Regions from separate parts of the Homo sapiens genome. Here region 1 is linked to region 2. Evidence: read pairs that join two places in POLR2A ChIA-PET (ENCODE). Cell type or tissue: PC-9. All regions are shown on one strand. Links, peaks and the distances in the headings refer to the core of each region. The heading gives the core; the rest is flanking DNA. Region 1 overlaps LOC124909390 (a long non-coding RNA gene). Region 2 overlaps ADAMTS9 (ADAM metallopeptidase with thrombospondin type 1 motif 9).

Evidence for each region. Peaks named below come from ENCODE experiments on the same cell type or tissue, not always from the same donor. Only the 100,000 strongest peaks of a DNase experiment are listed, where the experiment ranks them.
Region 1: POLR2A ChIA-PET joins it to region 2 with 5 read pairs; 2 of 35 experiments call an interaction of 5 or more read pairs at or near these places.

The regions. Positions count from the first base shown.
Region 1 is chr3:65,026,270-65,034,765 of GRCh38, reverse strand. LOC124909390 (a long non-coding RNA gene) reads left to right here. Exons shown (of 2, transcript XR_007095950.1): 2 at 1,759-2,299. Among named protein-coding and RNA genes, the nearest start is that of LINC02040, 140 kb to the left of the region's middle. In PC-9, for the core only: no CTCF peak of the experiment used is centred there; a DNase peak (open chromatin) is centred at 3,715.
Region 2 is chr3:64,541,477-64,549,972 of GRCh38, reverse strand. It overlaps ADAMTS9 (ADAM metallopeptidase with thrombospondin type 1 motif 9), which reads left to right. Exons shown (of 40, transcript NM_182920.2): 32 at 3,021-3,215; 33 at 8,003-8,135; 34 at 8,353-8,447. Among named protein-coding and RNA genes, the nearest start is that of ADAMTS9-AS1, 16 kb to the left of the region's middle. RefSeq lists an enhancer at 7,963-8,496. In PC-9, for the core only: no CTCF peak of the experiment used is centred there; no DNase peak of the experiment used is centred there.

The DNA.
Region 1 (8,496 bases), core at 1,828-5,827, 480 kb before region 2:
AAATGCTTTTTGTAATTCGATATACTCAAGAATTTTGATCTAAGAATCATTTCAGGATGGTTGCCTGCTGCTGAGTACATCAAATAGACTGACTTTGGTTTGGGTTTTGGTTTTCTAGGAAGCTGTTTTGGCATCAGGTAGACGTTGGCTAAAACTGTCAACTGGGCAATATTCAACAGTATGGTCATGTTTAAGAGCTTGGGCTTTGCAGGCTAATAGATTTGGGTTTAAAACCCCAGACTCTACTCATGAACTAGGGGTCTTCTGGAAAGTTACTATAAAAGCAACAACAATGACAACATCGTATTATCAACAATTTTAAACATAAACAAAATTAGAGAAAATAACTCAGTGATCTTCTGTGTACCCATCACTAGCTTCAAAAATTGTCAATATTTGGAGCAAGTTACTTAACCATGCTCTCATCAGTAAAATGGAATTCACAATAATTCTCACATTCAAGAGTTCGTGTAGGGATTATAAAAGCAATAGTTTATATATATTACCTTTAAGCACAGAGGCTGAATATAATAAGTGCTCTCAAAAGTTTATTCCATTTCGAACTAGGAATACCTTTGGTTTAAAGACACAGCAACCTATGCTGAATGAAAAGTAGGATCTTTGTGGTTTTACTGGCCTTTAGAATTTCACAAAGAATATAGCCCCTTAGCATAAAATGATTAGATCTTATATTTAAAAAATAACCCCCCAGATGGTACAGGGATCTGATGCTGAGCTAGCCAAGGCTGTGTCTCAGCAAAAATTCGAAATGACCCATGAAAGGCAAAAACTTCCTTAAAGAAGATGATACTGTCCTTGAAAAAAAAATTGTCACAAAAAAACAAAAAGTCTGTGGCTAGAAAATCTTACCCCAATGAAGGAATATCCTTTCTGCTCAGGTCTACAGGCCACCAGTGCTATAGATGACCTCAGAGTAAATAGCAGTCCTGCCATTTCCTTTTGGCTATTCTCAGAGGCCTTTATGGCAGTGAGGGAGAGCATTCTTTTGGTGCGAGAAATAGTTACTGCTCTTGGGTTAGACTAAGAAAGTTTTGCTGAGCTTCAGGATCCAGAGTGATTAATTTACAGAAAGCGCTCAAGGGTCTATCAGATGGGGCTTCCCTGCCAGGAGAGGTGTTGGGGAAGGCTAGTTTTCTAGGATGAAAACTGAGCTGCTTTGCTGAGTAGATCAGAAAAGGGGGTACGCTGGGGGGAGAAATGTAGTTTTAACCCTGATTTGTAGCGATTATTATGACCATCAAAGAGTCCTTTGGTAGAGCAAATAAGGATATAGAATTTTAAAAATCTACAAATTGGGATATTTATTTTGGAGCCAAAAGCAATTTAATTTTAAAATGGGAGCAACACCATAGAAAAAATACTTTTAGGTCTTATCCTTCCACTTATACTGGTGTGACCTTGAACAAATTCCTTAACCTATCCTATCTTCAGTTTCCTTGTCTACAAAATGGAGATTATAATAGTCTTCCTACCCTGAGGTTTTTGCCAGGGAGAAAGAGATAACACAGGTAAATACATGTGCATTGCTTTTAAATACTAGGTAAAGACTCATAACATCACCATCACAATCATCATCGTGGTCATCATTAGTATTATTACTATTTTGGTGAGTTGATCAATGATGCTACTGGATGGAGAACTTTTTCTGAATGGCATTTCTCTTGCCGTTGGCTTGGACATAGGCAGGTAAACTCAATGTGGAAATTTTGATGCAGTAATTATTTGTTTTTCTTGTAGCAAATTGCAGAGAATCCATACATGTAAGGACCGTGCACTAACTGATTGTGCCAGTGGAGCTCCATGGAACCCATACATAAAGCACACCTCTTCTCTTCTCCTTGGCATCCAACCTGCTGGCTCTACAACTACTTTCAACAATGAGTCAAGGCTGTACCTGGCAAGATGGAAATTCAAAATCAACAACGAAAGCTATTTATTTTGGTTTTGATCCTAGCCCTGGGCCTTTTACTAAGTATTCAGAACTGATTTAATGAATGAAAAAATGAATGAATGGTATACATTTCCATTGTCTATTCTGCTTCTTTTCCCTAGGGAACTGTGTTAGGCCATGATTTCCTTGCTGTTTTTTTCATATGGTTGTTTTATTTGCACAACGCTAAATTAAATCAACTAGTTCCATTCATGTATTTCTCTCTTGTTTTATAACCACCTGATTTCTTATTTTTATTTAAACAGAAATTAAATAGTAAAAACTTTGGAGTATTTAATTTTACTTAATTAAAAATTGTTTTAAAAAATAAACGTTTACCTGAAATGAGTATTGAATTTTGAAAAGCACCTTCAACAAACCCCTTTTTGGATGAGTTCAATAATGGTTGAAGAGGGCACAATTCATGGTGAATGAATTTGAAAGTGTAATAGATTTAAAAGTGTTTTAAAGGGGCTAATATAGAAAAGCCCAAACAAATTATTCAGGATTTAAGGATATTATTTAGAAAACATGCTTTCTTGTATGACTGTTTCTTATTCTCCTTTGTGGTTGCTTGAGCACCACTAGAGTGACTCTGTTATAATGGAATTGTTTAACACAAAGTATGCTGAGCAGTTAATACTTTACAACTATATTTTAAGGTATGTATTGTTATGCTTTTTAAATCATAAATTAAAAAATAAGCCTCAGAGATATTGAGTATCTTGTCCAAGTTTGCACCAGTGGAAATTTACAAATCCAAGGTTTGTGTCCTGATTTAACCGGCTCTGAATTCCAGATTCTAAATTTGCTGTCGAGCAGAGAGTGATTTGCACTAGAAAAGTAAATTGTTTTCCCACTTAGGCAGACTTCTCACATAAGTAAAGGACTTGTGAGATCTTTAACTTTACATTGCCTTTACATTACTCTGGTCTAGTCAGTAAATAGTCCCATGATTGCCCATTCTGCAAAGTTAATTGGCCAGTGAGAGAAATAAGATCAGGACCTACAGCCTCATATTCTTGAGATCTCCTTTAGTGACAAATCAGAGATGATATGTTTCTTGTTAAGAGCAGGTAAATTTTTGCAACTCTTCTGTGTGTTGAAACAAATAAAAAATAGATAAATTGTAATATTTAGTAAAAATATTCGTAGGCCATAATTCAAATTAGAGTTGCAGGAAGAGTAAGTGGGAGGTAAAAAAAAAAAAGGAGAGTGAACTTCTGATTCATTTGGCAGTGAATAGGGAGGGAAAATAACGTGTTTGGGCTATAACTGGGAGGGAAGGATATTGAAAATAATACTAAGTGAAGGTTGGAGATTAAACACTCTCTTCCCCCAATGTCAGTGGTGGCCTAGTCCCAACTTCTCCTCTGCTTCTTCACCAAATTACCTCTCACCATGGTTACCTCCACATTGCTAAACTCCCAACTTCTCCTCTCCTTCTTCACCAAATTACCTCTCACCATGGTTACCTCCACATTCCTAAACAGACATTCTTTAGTCTTCATCTTAGTTGTCATCTGAGCATCACTGGTACTATTGCCTACTGTTTCTTCCCTTTCCCTGATTTCTGGGCACAATTCTCTCTGTTTATTTTCCTAGTGTTCCTTGTCCTCCTTTGTAGGTTCTTTTTCTTTTACCCAGCCATTAGCTGTTGGAGGTCCTAGGCCCTCTCTTCTTACTCTAATTTCTCTACCCAGTGATCTCATCCACCCCTGTGGTTTCAAGTTGCATATATACTCAGATGACTCATGGTTTTATCTCCAGTCTTGATCTTGCCCTTAACTCCAGACCCATATATCAACTGTCTACTTACCATCTTTTGAATGCCTTGAAGGTACCTTGCGTTCAGCATGTCCAGGACTGAGCTCATGATCTTCTCTCCCAGGCCTGGTCCTCTTCCAGGGTCTCTCTCGCTGAACAACACCACTGTTCTGTCTACTTGCTCACGCAGAAGCCAAACAGCTAATCTCTCCCTTAACCCCCTTATTCATCACCAAGTTCTACTGATTTCACCGACTAAATCTCTCTTGAATCCACCTACCTCTGTCTACCTCCTTGGCCATCACCTTAGGCCATGCCACAGTGGTGTCTTTTCTGAGCACTGCAGCTTACCCTTGGGCTGATCTACCTGCATCCACCCTGGCCTCTCTACCATCTTGTCTCTACCCTGCATTTTTCAAAATGTAAATTGCATCATGTCACTCCCGAGCTTAGAATCCTCCCATTATTTTTCATTCTTCTTAGGACACAGTCAGAAATCGGCCCCATAGCTCACCAGGTGCTACCTAGTCTAGGGCAGTGGTTCTCAAAGTGTAGTCTTGGAATCCATCAGCATCACCCAGTAGTGTGTTTTGAAATTCAACATCTTACGTCTCACTTTAGATCTGCTGAGTCAGAAACTCTGGGGAAGGGGTCCAACAGATTGTGTTTTCACAAGCCTTCCAAGTGATTCTGATGTATATACTCAAGTCTGAAAACCACTGCTCTAGGGCCCACCTACCTTTCTGGCTATATACAGTCTCTTGCTCTCACGTTCCAGACTCTCATAGCTTGCTTTTATTCCCTCATCAAGCATACATTTCCTCCTACCACAGGGCCTTTGCACAGCTCTTCCTTTTTCCTTGAACACTTCTCCTTCTTCTCCTTCTCTGGTTAACATCTACTCCTCCCTCAGGTCTCAGCTCAATAAAGCTGCCTAGGACCAATTTCTCCTAATGATATATATTGCTCCTTTATAACACTTAAAACAGCTGTGTATTTGTCATTTTTGTGTGGTTATTGATTAACATCTATCTCCCCTACTATACTATAAACACCAAAAGAATTGAGATGGTATGTGTTTTTGTTTATTATCTGCACTATTTTGTTCTAGGATAGTAATAGTACATACTCAGATATTTGTTGAATGAATGAATGAATGAACCTTCCTGTATAGTCTCTGCATACTGTTTGAGAGCACAGGCATATTGGAATCCTCATGGGCAGCTCCCAGTCCCCTCATTTTGTAAAGTGGAGATACCTACCTCATAGACTGGTTGAGGCAATTATATGAGGTAATACATAAGCAAAACCTAGCACAGGGCCAGACACACAAGTCCTTCATAAATCTTAGCTCTGAGCATTATTATTATTATACTCTATTGTTATTATTTCAGTTTCCATACTCTCCCTCAATCATAATGGTTGAGTGTGGTTGAAACCAAACAGTATAATTCTTGGTAAATATGTACATTTTAAAATTATAAGATGAAAATAAATGGTTGTACATTTTCTCCATTTTTTAAAAAAATTATGTATCACCCAATGTATTTGCCCCAGAGAGCTCTTGTTAGCCCAGTCACTGGTTTCTAATGCCATTCGTTTATTAATTCAGTTATGACTATTAATAATTCAGTTATGATTTATTCAGTTATTAATGCAGTTATGACCAAGATGGGCAGGGATCCACATGAAGTTCACAGTCAAGTGCAGAATAAGATATTAATAGTCCAATGGGGAAATACTTCACCACAGTGCCAGTGAAAACGATACAGACAAATACAAGGTCCTATGTGTTTGTGAAACTGGAGGACCAATAGGCAAAGAGGGGATTTTCCACCTTGAGACCACCTTTGGCTTTCAGATAGAAGTCACCTGACATAAACCAAACTAACCAATTGGTGTTCATGGCAGCATGTGATGCAAACAATTAGGTGAAGTCGATGCGTTTCTCCCAATCTGAATCAAACTGGTCTCTGTATGTGTTAATTTGGTGTGTTCCTATGAACGAGGTTTCCATGAAAACTAGCTAAAAGGGGAACAGTGCTGAGAGCAGTGGCTCACACCTTTTATTAGACCATTTTCATGCTGCTGATAAAGACATATCCGAGACTGGGTAATTTATAAAGAAAAAGAGGTTTAATGGACTCACAGTTACACGTGGCTGGGGAAGCCTCACAATCATGGGAGAAGGTGAAAGGCATATCTTACATGGTGGCAGGCAAGAGAGAAGTGAGGCAAAAGGGGATTCCCCTTATAAAATCGTTGGATCTCATGAGACTTATTCACTACCACATGAATTCACTACCACACTTATTCACTACCACATGAACACTATGGGGGAAACTGCCCCCATGAATCAAGTATCTCCCACCAGGTCCCTCCTACAACACATGGGAATTATGGGAGCTACAATTCAAGATGAGATTTGGGTGGGGACACAGCCAAACCATATGACGCCTGTAATCCCAGCACTTTAAGAAGCCAAAGCAAGTGGATTACTTGAGCTCAGGAGTTTAGGCTTGGGAAAGGAGAAACCTCGTCTCCACAAAAAAAAATTACAAAAATTAGCTGGGCATGGTGGCACACACCTGTAGTCCCAGCTATTTGGGAGGCTGAGGTGGGAGGATTGTTTGAGCCCAAGAGGTTGAAACTGCAGTGAGCTATGGTTGTGCCACCGCACTCCAGCCTGGGTGACCAAACGAGACCCTGTCTCAAAAAAAAAAAAAAAAAAAAAAGGAAGTGGGGAGGAATACAAGGGAAAAACCAGGTGGGAAGCCTGCATTGTCAAGATGCCTCCCAGTTGCTCTCTATGCACACTTAGCATTTGAAAACTATTCCTTTCTAGGCCCTCTGCCTGATTTCCCTTTGGCTGGCTCTGATTTCTTTACCACTCTGAACACCTGGGGCCAAGGCTCTTTTTCATAGTAGTTTGAAAGCAATCCTTTCTCTTTCTTTTTACTCAGTTTGATCCAGGCCTTAATCTTTGAACAGCATCAAATATTCTTTGCCATTTGATAAAGCTGGGGTTGGAGGAATCCAGAGTTTTCAAAAGCAGGTTTTGGGTTACCATTGGAGATCCAGTGAGTCTTTCAGCAAGACTAACTCTAAATCATCCAGGCTCAATTAGTTCATTTCAAAGAAATACCCAGGTGTTGTTTGACCTTCAAACATATGGACTGCTGAAGTAAATGAAAGTCTTGCTTGTTCCCATAATGCCGAGGGAACTAGAAGGGGCAATTCTTTTTCATATTCTCTGAGTTTTGAGGAGGGATTATTAGGTTTGGGCTAAATGAATTATTTGCTTTAGTAATATTCTCAGCAGTGAGCTGCAGTTGCCTTTGCTGAGGGAAAAACCAGATGCGAGCTGTCACTAAGCACCACTAAAATAGGGAAAGGTATGGGCCACTATAGGTGGAGCCGGGGTTTTGAGATGCGGGGCCAGCAGACTAGTCTACGGTGAGAAGCAGTAAGGTAGGTGTAGGGCTGAGTGTAGTGTGAAGGTCTCAGTTACCTGACATCAGGAAAACGTTGGTCGTATGGAAACACAGTGGCTTTTTTTTTTTTTTTTTTTGGCTGTTTTCCTGTATTGGGAGTGGGTGCTGTCTTTTAAGACTGAGACTCCTGACTTGGTATGCGGAGGTGTTTTTTTGGTTTTTGTTCGGACTGTTCTATCCAGAATTGTTAGGGTTGTAGTGTAACAACCTATAGCTTTGTACGTTACATATCTTCTAAGAATTGGAGTTCTGTTAAAATAATTGTCCAGTGGCCAAGTGTATGTTTTTGGAGCGAGAAAGACCTGGTTTCAAATCATAATCCCTCCCGCTTATTAGCTGTTTGACAATAGGAAAGTTGCTTAACTTCTCTGAGGCCCAGTTTTCTCAGGTATAAAATAGTGCTGATAATATTTTAGCATTTTACAAAGTACATCTCAATGAAATTTTAATTTACATCCAATCAAAATGAGATTTAATTGTCAAATACATCTGGAAAACCCTTTAGACTGTTTTCCTCTATCTTAGATTTGATAATGCATATTTTCAGATTAAAGTCCCTGGGAACTTGTGCAGGAAATGAAACTGTTTAACTCCAAATGTGAAAATGTAGTTAAGATCAAGAGGCTTTTTCTTTTGTAGAAATACAAATGATCTCATAGCATGGTTGTAAGGGTTAAATAAAAGTTTAATATAAATGCTTTCCACGGTATCTGGGTCATAGTAATCAAAAGTAGCGAGAATTGTCAGTGTATAATTATTGAAGATTTTTGTCTTCAAAAACCGAAAACTAAATTTGATACACCTGGGTTTTTACTGCAGCCATTAACCATATCAGCATTTGCCAGTTGGAAGTTTACAGAATTCAGCTCTCACTGGTGGCTAATGGGATGGTTGTGATTTATTGAGTGCCTACTGTGTGTCAAGGAATCCATTAGGTACCTCGGTAGAGAGTCATCAATATATTTAATGGTCCCAACTACTCGACAAGCTAGATATTATTCTTTCATTCATAGATGTGGAAATTGAGACTCAAAAATAAGCGCACTGCCCAAGGCGGTGTAGACACTCAACGGTGGAGTTGGGAAATTAGCTTGATTTGTTTGGACCAAAGCCCTTGACTATTCTCAGCTGGGATTCTACAAATCCTGGAGGATCTGTGAGGGAGGCAGTGATCTGGAAGATACTCGCGAAAAGCGTAATTGAAATCAACCACTTGACCAACGTGAGGCAGCGCAGGACTAAATGTGTTGGGAAGGTCACACTTCAGCCATACCAAAAATGTTT
Region 2 (8,496 bases), core at 998-4,997:
TCTTCAAAGTTTGACAGGCAGCAATTTCACATGTTAATGAGATGAATATTTGCATTTAGATGATGTGTGTGTTGGGTGTTGAATTGCTTCCTGCACTAAAGCTGATCCCAAAGTCTTTTCTAATTATCTCGCCCTATCCTTTATTCCTGTGAATTTTGTCCTTCGAGGGGACATTTGGCAGTGTCTAGAGACAGTTTGGTTGTGACAGCTGGGGAAAGGGGACCCTACTGGCCAGGGTTGGAAGGTGGAGGCCAGGGATGGGGCTAAGAATCCTATAGTGCGCAGGGCAGCCCTCACAATACAGAATTATCTGGCCCAAATGTCAGTGGTGCTGAGGCTGGGAAACCCTGCTCGACCCCAACCCTGCATCTTCTCGGTATGCCCTGAGTAGTACCGCATGCCCTTAGAGAGTGAAGAGGAGACATGGTTCTGATCTTTACGACATTGATTTGCTCTTGGCCAGCCAGGAACATGTGGAATCCAAATGAGTGTTCAGAATAGTTCTTGATATTGGGTTTGAGGCATAGGTTCCAACCCATCCAGATCCCAACGCAGGGGGATCTCACCTTTCACCTGGCCAAGATTGACATCTTCATCTTAGCTTATCTCTTGTGTAGCACTTTTATTATGGGACTTGAGTCATATTACTCCTATAGCTTTAATATAACCATAACCCCCAAAAGATGAAACAGGGAGAAGATTGAAAAGAAAAAAGGAAGCCTTCCACATTTCTGTAAATTTGCAGGTGTATCATGAATTGAAAAGTCTGCAAATTTATGGGCAACAACTACAGGGCTGGAAACAGTATTTAGCACAGATACAGGGACCACAGGGAAGGAAACCTGCAATGAGGGGAGAGGGGCCGAAAGGGACTGGCACCAGCATCCTCTCTAGAAAAGAAGACATGCCTTCTCTCTGGGACCTCTATTACCTGGAGGCTTCTTTGTGTGTTTTTCTCTGAGCTCTACTCCACCTGAATTGGCGGAGGCCCGAGCTAGACTGGCAAAGAAGAGCTCTGTCAGTCCTGATTGACACATGCATTTTCTAGCAGGGCCTGAAGTGTACAGCTCATGCAGGGAGCCCACAGTCTTATTGTTTTGCTTTGCTGTTATTTTCAATTTAGAAAAGTAATACGTGCTCATGTGGAACCAAGCACATACACCAAGGCATGCAGAGTCTACAGTATGAGTTTCTCTCTGAAATGGTTTGAGGAAACCAGCAGCAGTCAACATTTTCACAATGCTGATATCAGCTAGCTGAGAGCATCTGTTCTTGCCAGCTTCTTTATAGAGATGTGGAGGCCTCTGTGTTTAGCCTGACCATATTTGGGGCTCAGTTCCATCAGCAAATGCCTGTCTCCCACTGGGCTCCCCCCCACATAAATAGCCAGGGGACGACTTTTGCTCCTGGTTTGTAGGGGTCAAGAGTCTCATTCCTTGCCCCTCTCAAATGCACAACTTTGTTTAAGTTAGTATGGACTGTTGTCAATGCATGCAACACTGGGTCAGACACTAAGATTACCCACAGCTTGGACAGAGTTTGTTAGCCATCTGCATGAAACACCCCGGGCTGGCCTTACACTTTCCTGGCCTGGCGTCAACTTGGCCTTCAAACATTTGAACAGCAGCAGCCAAAGAAGGAAGAAATGTACACAGAGCATTTCTATGTCTCGAGCCAACTGGAAGGGAAGGCCTAGGGATGCTCTGCGTGCCTCTAGCTGGACTTGTTCTCTCCTGCCTCTGGGATTTCTTCAAGGAGAGCCTTTTCCCTGGAAAAGTTGCAGGAGAAGAAAACTATGTGACTAAAAGCAGCAGGAGACATTAGGGCAGAGCAGACACTGTGGCTTCTCACTGCCCTTGAGAATTGATGAAAGCTGTGGTCCCTCACCCCAGAAAAAGCATAACACACCACATGTGGCATACTGTTTTGGGGTATTTATCCCACCCTCACCCAAGAACCGTAAGTCTAGAGAATACCGGCACTCTACCCCAAGTTTATGAAGCACATTTACAAAAGATGACCAGTTATTTGATGCTGTTGCCTAAAAATATCATCAAAACTAAATTAATTGTAACTCTGTTTTATTTTTTATATAGAAAATGATAAAAAAAAAAACTTAGCTAAGGAGGTTGAAAGTTGGGACACTATAACGATGTGTATTTCTTCTGCATTTCTGTATTGGTAGAGTATGTTTAAATGCCATAGACTTAGGATAAAAGAGTACAGATGAGGGCGTGATATAGAGCAAGAGGTAGAAAAGCAGAAAGGTAACATGCCAGTCAACATCTATAGCCTAGCTGGGTGTGGTGGCACACACCTGTAATCCCAACTACTTGGGAGGCTGAGGCATGAGAATCACTTGAACCTGGGAGACGGAGGTTTCATTGAGCGGAGATCATGTCACTGCACTCCAGCCTGGACAACAGAGTGAGACACAGTCTCAAAAAAAAAAAAAAAAAATCTATAGCCAGGGAGAGAGATAGGAGAAAGAAATTAAATGGAGGGCAGGTAGGAAAGCCAACAGCACCACGGAGGGAAGGAAAACAGTCCCAGAGTCCCCGTTGGCTCAGTGCTTGGATTTCACACTCAAAATGCCGACTCACGGGTCAGCTGCTGCTGTCTCCTCTTCCCTTCCCAATTTGGTGGTCATCATAGCTTTAGAAAAGAGCAGTTTGCCAACCTGTGCAGTTGGGCTGAAGATGCAAACTGAATGAATGACAGCTGGAGCACCTCCCCCTCCTCCTCCCTTCGAAACCTCCAGAAGGGGTTTGAGGCAACCCCACCTGCAGTGGGGGCTGAGAAGATGCCAGTGGAAGCACCAGATCCCAGAGGCACCCTGTAGGGTTGCCTGTCTCCTGTGCGCTCAGGGCCTGCCACTTGAAATGAATAAATAAGCTAATGAAGTGGGAGCTTTCTGCAGCATAGTCACACGGTCAGCGCTTGGTGTGGAGGTCAGGGGCCTATTGTGGGCTGCCCCCAGGAACTGCTCGAACCTCTCCTCTCAATCCCTGTCTTTGCAGTGCTCAGTGACCTGTGGAAAAGGCTACAAACAAAGGCTTGTCTCGTGCAGCGAGATTTACACCGGGAAGGAGAATTATGAATACAGCTACCAAACCACCATCAACTGCCCAGGCACGCAGCCCCCCAGTGTTCACCCCTGTTACCTGAGGGACTGCCCTGTCTCGGCCACCTGGAGAGTTGGCAACTGGGGGAGCGTAAGTAGAAGACTGAGCACTCAAATCTGAAAGCCCTTGGATCTCAACCCCGTCTTAAACATGTCCTGCCTAACCCGCTCTCCTTAGTAACTCTACTTCCAGGAGAAACCCTGGAGTTAGCAACTTGAAATGGGCTAACAGGGATCAAAGGGACTTCTTTCTGTTTACCAAAGTGGCTTTGTGCTTAGAACATGGGCTCTGAAGCCAGACAGTCTGGATCTGAACCCTGGTTCTGCCACTTCCCAGGTGAACAACCTTGGGCAAGTTGCATAACCTTTGTGTCTCAGTTTTCTCATCTGCAAAACTGGTAGTTGTGAAGATGAAATGAGTTTACACAGATTGAGCATCCCTAATCCAGAAATCCAAAATCCAAAATGCTATAAAATCCAAACATTTTTTAGTGTCGATATGACACCATAATGAAATGTTCCTTGGAGCATCTTGAGTTTCAGATGCTCAGATTAGGAATATCCAACTAGTAATACTGCAAGTATTCCAAATCTGAAAAAAAAAAAATCTTAAATGCAAAATACTGCTGGTCCCCAGCACTTCCAATAAGGGATACTCAGCCTATATATAAAAAGCACTTAGGTTATAATGGCAAATGTTTTATATATATTTTACTGCAAATTTGTTTTAAAAAAATGCTTAAAATCTGATACTCATAAGAGTTACAGAAGGAGTAGTTATTGTTGCTTATGTTGTTAAGAAGTCTGTATGTTCTAGTGCTTCTATGTAAGAAATACTTCATTGCACTGGGATACAACAAGGCAGAATATTTTAAATTGGGACTGCCCTGGAAGACTGTCACAGCCCCCTGGCTCTGGACCAGGCAGCTCTCAGTCTTGAAAAGTTGTCAGGCAGCCAGGCATGGTAGCTCACACCTGTAATCCCAGCACTTTGAGAGGCCATGGTCGGCGGACCATGAGGTCAGCAGATCGAGACCAGCCTGGCCAACATGGTGACATCCTGTCTCTACTTAAAATATAATTTTTTTATTATTATACTTTAAGTTCTAGGGTACATGTATACAAAGTGCAGGTATGTTACATATGTATACATGTGCCATGTTGGTGTGCTGCACCTATTAACTCGTCATTTATATTAGGTGTATCTCCTAATGCTATCCGTCCCCCTGCCCCCAACTCCATGACAGGCCCCGGTATGTGATGTTCCCCACCCTGTGTCCAAGTGTTCTCATTGTTCAGTTCCCACCTATGAGTGAGAACATGCAGTGTTTGGTTTTCTGTCCTTGTGATAGTTTGCTGAGAATGATGGTTCCCAGTTTCATCCATGTCCCTACAAAGGACATGAACTCATCCTTTTTTATGGCTGCATAGTACTCCATGGTGTATATGTGCCACATTTTCTTAGTGCAGTCTATCATTGGTGGACATGTGGGTTAGTTCCAAGTCTTTGCTATTGTGAATAGTGCCACAATAAACATACGTGTGCATGTGTCTTTATAGCAGCATGATTTATAATCCTTTGGGTATATGCCCAGTAATGGGATGGCTGGGTCAAATGGTATTTCTCGTTCTAGATCCTTGAGGAATAGCCACACTGTCTTCCACAATGGTTGAACTAGTTTACAGTCCCACCAACAGTGGAAAAGCGCTCTTATTTCTCCACATCCTCTCCAGCACCTGTTGTTCCCTGACTTTTTAATAATCGCCATTCTAACTGGTGTGAGATGGTATCTCATTGTGGTTTTGATTTGCCTTTCTCTGATGGCCAGTGATGAGCATTTTTTCATGTGTCTTTTGGCTGCATAAATGTCTTCTTTTGAGAAGTGTCTGTTCATATCCATCGCCCACTTGTTGATGGGGTTGATTTTTTCTTGTAAATTTGTGTAAGTTCTTCATAGATTCTGGATATTAGCCCTTTGTCAGATGGGTAGATTGTAAAAATTTTCTCCCATTCTGTAGGTTGCCTGTTCACTCTGATGGTAGTTTCTTTTGCTGTGCAGAAGCTCTTTAGTTTAATTAGATCCTGTTTGTCTATTTTGGCTTTTGTTGCCATTGATTTTGGTGTTTTAGTCATGAAGTCCTTGCCCATGCCTATGTCCTGAATGGTATTGCCTAGGTTTTCTTCTAGGGTTTTTATGGTTTTAGGTCTAACATTTAAGTCTTTAATCCATCTTGAATTAATTTTTGTATCAGATATAAGGAAGGGATCCAGTTTCAGCTTTCTACATATGGCTAGCCAGTTTTCCCAGCACCATTTATTAAATAGGGAATCCTTTCCCCATTTCTTGTTTTTGTCAGGTTTGTCAAAGGTCAGATGGTTGTAGATGTGTGGTGTTATTTCTGAGAGCTCTGTTCTGTTCCATTGGTCTATGTCTCTATTTTGGTACCAGTAGCATGCTGTTTTGGTTACTGTAGCCTGTAGTATAGTGTGAAGTCAGGTAGCATGATGCCTCCAGCTTTGTTCTTTCGGCTTAGGATTGTCGTGGCAATGCAGGCTCTTTTTTGGTTCCATATGAACTTTAAAGTAGTTTTTCCCAATTCTGTGAAGAAAGGCATTGGTAGCTTGATGGGGATGGCATTGAATCTTTAAATTACCTTGGGCAGTATGGCCATGTTCATGATATTGATTCTTCCTATCCATGAGCATGGAATGTTCTTCCATTTGTTTGTGTCCTCTTTTATTTCGTTGAGCAGTGGTTTGTAGTTCTCCTTGAAGAGGTCCTTCACATCCCTTGTAAGTTGGATTCCTAGGTATTTTATTCTCTTTGAAGCAATTGTGAATGGGAATTCACTCATGATTTGGCTGTTTGTCTGTTATTGGTGTATAAGAATGCTTGTGATTTTTGCACATTGTATTTGTATCCGGAGACTTTGCTGAAGTTGCTTATCAGCTTAAGGAGATTTTGGGCTGAGACGATGGGGTTTTCTAAATATACAATCATGTCATCTGCAAAGAGGGACAATTGGACTTCCTCTTTTCCTGATTGAATACCCTTTATTTCTTTCTCCTGCCTGATTGCCCTGGCCAGAACTTCCAACACTATGTTGAATAGGAGTGGTGAGAGGGGGCATCCCTGTCTTGTGCCAATTTTCAAAGGGAATGCTTCCAGTTTTTGCCCATTCAGTATGATATTGGCTGTGGGTTTGTCATATATAGCTCTTATTATTTTGAGATATGTCCCATCAATACCTAATTTATTGAGAGTTTTTAGCATGAAGTGCTGTTGAATTTTGTTGAAGGCCTTTTCTGCATCTATTGAGATAATCATATGGTTTTTGTGTTTGGTTCTGTTCGTATGATGGATTACGTTTATTGATTTGCATATGTTGAACCAGCCTTGCATCCCAGGGATGAAGCCAACTTGATCATGGTGGATAAGCTTTTTGATGTGCTGCTGGATTCGGTTTGCCAGTATTTTATGAAGGATTTTTGCATCGATGTTCATCAGGGATATTGGTCTAAAATTCTCTTTTTTTGTTGTGTCTCTGCCAGGCTTTGGTATCAGAATGATGCTGGCCTCATAAAATGTGTTAGGGAGGATTCCCTCTTTTTCTATTGATTGGAATAGTTTCAGAAGGATATGGTACCAGCTCTTGTTTGTACCTCTGGTAGAATTCGGCTGTGAATCTGTCTGGTCCTGGACTTTTTTTGGTTGGTAGGCTATTAATTATTGCCTCAATTTCAGAGCCTGTTATTGGTCTATTCAGGGATTCAACTTCTTTCTGGTTTAATCTTGGGAGGGTGTATGTGTCCAGGAATTTATCCATTCCTTCTAGATTTTCTAGTTTATTTGCATAGAGGTGTTTATAGTGTTCTCTGATGGTAGTTTGTATTTCTGTGGGATTGGTGGTGATATTCCCTTTATCATTTTTTATTGTGTCTATTTGATTCTTCTCTCTTTTCTTCTTTATTAGTCTTGCTAGTGGTCTATCAATTTTGTTGATCTTTTCAAAAAACCGGCTCCTGGATTCATTGATTTTTTGAAGGGCTTTTTGTGTCTCTATCTCCTTCAGTTCTGCTCTGATCTTAGTTATTTCTTGCCTTCTGCTAGCTTTTGAATGTGTTTGTTCTTGCTTCTCTAGTTCTTTCAATTGTGATGTCAGGGTGTCAATTTTAGATCTTTCCTGCTTTCTCTTGTGGGCATTTAGTACTATATATTTCCCTCTACACACTGCTTTAATAAAATACAAAAATTTGTTGGGCGAGGTGGTGCGTGCCTGTAGTCCCAGATACTCGGGAGTCTGAGGCAGGAGAATCGCTTGAACCTGGGAGGCGGAGATTGCCGTGAGCTGTGATTGTGCCATTGCACTCCGGCCTAGGCAACAAGAGCAAAACTCTGTCTCAAAAAAAAAAAAAAGAAAGAAAGAAATGAAAAGTGATCAGGCAAAAGTGTATAACGACTTGGAAGCAGTTAGGGTTTGAATCCTGGCTCCACTATGACCTTGAACAAATTCCTTAAATTTGAGCCCCAATCTCCCACCTGTAAAAATAAGATAATGGTAATACTATCTCATAGGGGTACTGTGAGGCTTAAATGAAAAAATTATGTGTGTGTGTGTGTGTGTGTAAAATTACACATATAAGTGTTTTATACATATATATGTTTGTATAAATGCATGAACATGAATCTATAAAGCTTACCACAGGGACTGGCCCATAGTAAGTGCTCAGTAAATGTCAGCTTTTTGTATTCAGCGACACAGGGTCTGAAGTGACACCCTGTACATGATGACATCAGGGCTCTGAGCTCCACACCACCAGAAGCCTATGCCTCCCACATTCCATAGCCACACCGCTGACTCTCATTTGTCTTACAGTGCTCAGTGTCTTGTGGTGTTGGAGTGATGCAGAGATCTGTGCAATGTTTAACCAATGAGGACCAACCCAGCCACTTATGCCACACTGATCTGAAGCCAGAAGAACGAAAAACCTGCCGTAATGTCTATAACTGTAAGTTGGCCAACTGAAGTTATCTTTCTTTAGCATGAAGAACAGGATGTCTTTGTTCATTTGATTGCCTGCCCTTTTTAGAAATATAGAATTTTTTCTGAAGGAAATCATTCGCTTTGCTAAAAAGTTTTAGTGCGAACAATGTCATTCATTCTATAGGCAGATAATTCACATCTCGGATCATCACACCCTATTTTTTGTGATTGGTGTTTTCTAGGTGAGTTACCCCAGAATTGCAAGGAGGTAAAAAGACTTAAAGGTGCCAGTGAAGATGGTGAATATTTCCTGATGATTAGAGGAAAGCTTCTGAAGGTGAATGTCAGACACCAGTCATTATTTCAAGAATGTTTTTAGAGTGAGT